2 separate regions of the Homo sapiens genome follow, and region 2 is linked to region 1. Evidence: chromatin loops called from intact Hi-C (ENCODE). Cell type or tissue: GM12878. All regions are shown on one strand. Each heading gives the region's core, and the rest is flanking DNA. Links, peaks and the distances in the headings are about the cores only. Region 1 overlaps SGMS1 (sphingomyelin synthase 1). Region 2 overlaps SGMS1 (sphingomyelin synthase 1).

The links. Hi-C counts contacts between places; a loop is a spot of excess contacts. Peaks named below come from ENCODE experiments on the same cell type or tissue, not always from the same donor. Only the 100,000 strongest peaks of a DNase experiment are listed, where the experiment ranks them.
Region 2: a loop joins it to region 1, with 4 times the contacts of the local background. A loop is called at or near these places in 4 of 110 quality-filtered maps.

The regions. Positions count from the first base shown.
Region 1 is chr10:50,507,118-50,510,038 of GRCh38, forward strand. All of the region lies in intron 3 of SGMS1 (sphingomyelin synthase 1), which reads right to left. Among named protein-coding and RNA genes, the nearest start is that of SGMS1, 120 kb to the right of the region's middle. RefSeq lists an enhancer at 1,563-1,642. In GM12878, for the core only: no CTCF peak of the experiment used is centred there; a DNase peak (open chromatin) is centred at 1,424; H3K4me3 peaks cover 382 bases; H3K27ac peaks cover 1,658 bases.
Region 2 is chr10:50,455,446-50,458,366 of GRCh38, forward strand. All of the region lies in intron 5 of SGMS1 (sphingomyelin synthase 1), which reads right to left. Among named protein-coding and RNA genes, the nearest start is that of SGMS1, 170 kb to the right of the region's middle. In GM12878, for the core only: no CTCF peak of the experiment used is centred there; a DNase peak (open chromatin) is centred at 1,426; H3K27ac peaks cover 2,152 bases.

The DNA.
Region 1 (2,921 bases), core at 116-2,615:
AGGTCTGGCCAAAAGCTCTATCCCTGTCAGGCCATCCTTCTGACAGATCAAACCATTCCTCACAGAGGGTCCCTAAAACCCTGAGAATAAGTGTGTCAAGTCAAGCTTTCCTAAGGAACACTGCAATGTTATAAAAAGCCTAAAGTACCATTTAGAGTTGAGCAAAAGCAAAACAGAAGGACTTTATCTCTTCTTTCTTGCAGCTGCCACTGATCTGAGTTCACACAACAAGCCCCTTTGTCTCTGAGCTCCCATGCAGCTCTTCTGAGCGACAGAAGCCCAGGAACACCAAGGTCCTGGGCTCAGGCCAGCCCAAGCTGAGCGAAACAGGCTAAAATACAGGCGGCTTGGACATTCCTTTATCAAACACTCTGGAGGGGCAGAAAGCACAATTTTGCACACATGATCACACTCTGTACCTACAGTGGAGTGAAATCAGGCCTGAGCCATGGAATTCACCTGTGCACCCTGAACAGCACCCTGATTTTTATGATCCCTGTGGCAAATCCTATCACTTGCATCCAACTGAATTTACCATAGAATCCAACCACCTCTTTTTTTCCTCAAATTAGCCAACTACCAGCCAATAGCCTGGTATAATAACACCACTTACCAGAACCACTGGGCCTGCCAGGCTAGACTAAATCAGCAATTACACGCACTTAGTGACAAGAAGTTCTCATGGAGAAGTCCCCAGATGGCTTCATGCTATCCTCAGGGGCCTCAGGCCCCAATACCCTAATACCCTGGAATGGCAATGCCCAAGAGAACTTATGTTCCAACCAGGGGTTCCAAGCCAGTGGCTCCTCTGGTTACAGTAAGCCTCAGCTTAGTTGGAGACAGGAAGAGAACCATTTAATCCCCCACAACAGATCCCATGAGGGACAATTCATGGGATCTGCTAAAGATGTACCCACTCCCTACTACTGGCCCCAGCAACTCAGCCAGTCTTTGACCACCTCAAGCAATGTATGGGCTCCCCAAAGGTGCTGTGTGACAACAATGCTCTATTTAAAACTACAGTCGTTTATTCTGTGAGTTGTTTTTAAAGTAAAAATCAAATGATAATGTATATAAGAGCACCTCAAACATTTAAAGAGCTAAACAATCCAAGAGTATTCAAAGATTTACCATTTTGGCATGCTAACCACACTTGAGGGCTGAGACTCAGGGGCCATAAGTTTATGGGGTCTCCATGTCCTCATAGTAGGCCACATGGGCTGTAGTGGAAAACCAGCACAGTCAGACATTGACTGAATCCTAGAGCTGCATCCTAGGGCAAGTGACACAAGCTGCTTCAGCTCACGTTTCTCATCAGTTAACTGCGGTTAACATCTCTCTTGGTATGACAGTGAAATATCAAGTGACAAAAAGGAAGTCATGTCAGTCATTAGCCAAAAGCCAGCAATAGATTACTATGGCCCCCTTTCTGATGGGATTTCACTGTGACTAGTCTAGACCGCAGGGAGACCTCTTTAAGTAAAGGATCTCCAACAGCGGAGTTTGTTTGACTCACTGTGGCAGGTGGTTGGAAAGAACCTCTTTGGGGCAGACTTGTGGGTAACTGCCAATTCTCTATACCTTTTGGACCAGGCTCTGACCTAAGGAGAATATAAGAAGTTGTCGGTGAAGTTCTTAAGCCTCTGCCATAAAACCTTGGGCTTTCTGTCTTCCACACTAGACCAAATTCTGCTAACACATTAAGGCTGAATTCAAATGTCATCTCCTATGTAATAGCTTCCTCCTTAGAGATCTCCCCTGTTGCTGAAGTTTAGCTGGCTGTACATGGTTTGGTCCACCCTGATGGATGGTAATTTCCTTAAAAACAGGGCTTGGGGCTCATTTGCCTGTGTAAACTCAGCACCTCATCACAGATGTGGCATCTAGTTAATGATTATTGGTAAGTGCTTGCTCAACTGAGTTGACTACTGAACAGCATTAAATTCAAACCAATTTAGTAAATCCCAGTTTTAAATAAACAAGAAATTTCCTGTTGGGGAAAGACTGTGTAATCTTATACATATTGTTGAGATATCTGTCCCAAAAGGATAGAAGTTATATCCTTCAACCCCACGAATCACAGCCAAGAGTTTGGAATTTAAGCCTTCTTTCAAAATCATATCTTTACTTTGATTTATAAAGGATGTTGATTATCAAGAAACACAGTTTAAGAGCTCTACAGCTTCAAATTTCCAGTTAGAACCCTCCAATTCTTGCTGTAAACATTTGTGAATTGTATTTTAGAGAGTGATTAAATTAGCCATTCCTCCTCCCACCAAATCAAACATGTTGGTTTTTCCAGTAAGACATTTGATAAGCCATTCTAGGAAAATATACATACACATATATATATCACAGTGCATTTGTTATGGCTGAGATTAAAACGGATCTGAAAAGTCAACTCTTCTCTAGTGATGAATATTTTAATGGCAAAGGAATCAGGAGAGGTGATAGAGTGAAATTTGACTGCACATTGTATACTAAACACTATCTCCACTAACGCTAGAATCAGCAGCTTTTGTTTTAACCTTCCAGCAGCATTCTGTTTAACAAAGATCATTAGAGCATCCACCTCTATAGTAATAGCTATTTCCATCACCCAATTAGAAGCCAGAGTACTGAAAGGGCTGCACCTTTGTATTTGAATGAGGCATTCTGTATAACTAATGACTTAACAAATCCTTATCCAAGTAGCTAACAAAATGATCCTTTGATGGTATTTAAGCCAAAGTGCATCATCAATTATTTATTTTTGTTGGTGGTGTTTTTATTTTAAAGTCAGACTTAATAAGGTATAATTTGCATGCAGTAATCCAATCTTTTAAGTGTACAGTTCAATGAGTTTTGACAAACACACACAGTCATGTAATCACCACCACAATCAAGATATAGAACATTTCATTTATCTCAAAAATTTCCCT
Region 2 (2,921 bases), core at 191-2,690, 52 kb before region 1:
CAACTGTCTGGTAAATAAAGCTAAGATTTTTAACTGTGGTTAAGGATTCTGGGCACCAATTGTAAATTAGCCATTGCAAACTCTTTAGTTAGTTCCTCATTCTTTGCTGGTTAAAAATATCTTTGGAGAAAATTCTCTAGTCAGTCAACTGAGCTGTGGAACAAAAACCACTAAAATCTTTTATTCGGAGTAGCTGGTTCTGTGATTCACCAATATAAATCTTCAATTTAAGAGAGCCCACCGAAAATGTTTTAAATGAGTCTAGAAATAGATAATGAAGATTTCACAGACTGTCTGGCTGAATTTCATACACCACATCACTCTGATGGAAAGAGCATCTTCCTACTGGGTAATCCACATGAACGAGAATATAGAAACCAGTCTCCTGTTGGCCTTTAACAGGTTATACCTTCCACCACTCACTGCTCTGATCACTAGAAGGTTACTTTCTACCACCAATGCTTGTAAGGCTATCACTCTTTCATCTCTCCTAACCCTAACATTTCTGAGGTGCCTCTATGGAAACCACTATCATAAAAGCAGGCTAATCTATGGGAAGTCCAACCAGAGGACCTATGGTAAATATCAAACCCAAGAAGGACTGTGTCACTGCAGGAGAATTACAAGCATAATGGAAACTTGGAAGTAATACTGTCTGGGTGTCCATTTTCCATCTCTTTTACATCCACCCATAGGATCTACAATGCCCCAGTGATTTTCACAGTCTTTACTCCCTTAAGCAGTAGTCCTTTCTTTCAGCAAAAATTTGTGGAAATTCAATACATAAAACATATAAAGGCAGAGCTGCTGGTTGATGGGACAATAAGGAGGTCCTCCTTATTGTCAATAAGGACAATTATTGATAATAAGGAGGCTTTGTCCTCCCTCACCCCTTACCTACTCACATGACACTATGGAATCCCAAGGGAAATAAGGAACCATGTCTGAAAAGTAATGGTTTGGTGAGGATCATAGTGATTTAACTTAATATAGTCTTTAAGAGAACAAGAAGTAATAATAAGTCATAGTCCTAGCTTCACAGGAGCCTTTTCTGAGTAGAGTGCTTCTGTTACATGTTCACCCATTTCAGCTGTAATCAACTTCTCAGTTTGATAACTTTAATACCTAGGAGCACAGAACTCTTTGGTTTCAGGAAAAGTCACATTAATACTACATTATGCATGTCTCTCCAACCTCATTCATGACACCTGGGGTTTCCTCAGGTAGTAGCTGCTGACCCAGGGTTTGGCCCATGTGAAATATTTAGGAGAAGAAAAAAGGTTTAGTTAAGTAGTAAAGCCAACTAGGAGAGCCAAATCACCTGCAAATCAGGATTTGAGAAGTTTCATCTAAGTATGAAAACACTGAAGTTACTTGTCACAGACAAGCCACCTCAAAGAAAGAAAAATGGGTTTTCAAAGTTTCCCAGTCAAAAGAGAATTTTCCCATGCTACAGTCATGCACAGCGCTTGTACTGGGAAACTTCAAGTCAGGTTCATTGCATGATGTGACAGGGGAAGTGACTGAAACTGGATTTTCTCATCATATCTGAAAGCATCATTAGGATATCATTATGAAAACTAGTGGCAATTATGTTCTTGTTTTTTAGAGAGGTTTTAACTAAATTGAATGAGGATTAGGTTCACTAATAGAATGGATTCACTGACGCTATTACCCAAAGGGAATACTTATAGCCACTAAAAGTATGTTGCAAAAGAACATTTAAGCACATAGGAAAAATGTTGCAATTATGCTAAGTAAAAATGGATATAAAACACTAAGATTTTAAGTTTGCATTTTAAAAAAGGCATACATCTTCATAGGAATAAAAACTGGAAGCATCTTTACCAAAATATTATCAATGGCTATATCTAAGTGGTAATCTTTATTTTGTTGTTTAAACTTTTCAATATTTACCAAATTTTCTTTTTTTCCTTTTTGTTCTTACTTAAGCAAATGTTTTTTACATTTTTCTTCTTTTCTACTTTTATCTTAGGTTCAGGAGATATATGTGCAGGTTTGTTACACGGGTAGGTTGTGTGTTGCTGAGGCTTGGTGTACGAAGGATCCCATCACCAAGGTAGTAAGCACAGTACCCAACAGTTAGTCTTCCAATCCATGCCTCCCCCACCCTCTCTCTCAAGCATTCCCCACTGTCTATCGTTCCCATCTTTATGTAGTCAATGTTTAGCTACCACGTATAAGTGAGAACGTGTGCTTTTTGGTTTTCTGTTCCTGTATTAGTTCGCTTAAAATAATGGTCTCCAGGTGCATCCATGTTACTGCAAAGGACATGATTTCATTCTTTTTTATGGCTGTAAATATTCATCAAATTTTCTATGTAGAATCAGGAAAAGACACTTAAAAGCAGAAAGAAATTTTATTTACGGAAAAGAAATGGTGTACCTAAAATTCTGAGATTCATATATAAATGCCAGAGCTGTCCTTAACTGTGTGATTATATGGCCAAATTCCAGTCCCAACTTGCTTTGGAAGAAACAGCTGCTCATGCAACTGCTAAGGTGAGTCGACCCTAATTGCTGCTAGCAGCATGGTAAGCACTGGGTGGGAAATGGCATGCAGCCCAAGCAGACACATCCAGTTCTCAAGAGGGGCTCAGTCCGTCATTCACCAGAATTGCCACTATCCTGATAAAACCTCGTTGATGAACAACACCAAGCCCATCTAGAAGCTTTCGCTTCTGTGAGGATGAGGCTTATTTAGCTGTTTAGGACGGCCCTTGTTTGAATGCTAAACATAAGAAAATTCTTAGACATGTTTATGATCTAAATGTCATCACTGTGTATAATCAGCAAGGCAATGTAATTGTTAGAAACATTGCTGGTGAAAAATAGATCTAAGTTCAATTCTGGCTCTGCTATTTTCTTTTTCTCTTTTTTTTTTTTTTTTTTTTTTTTTTT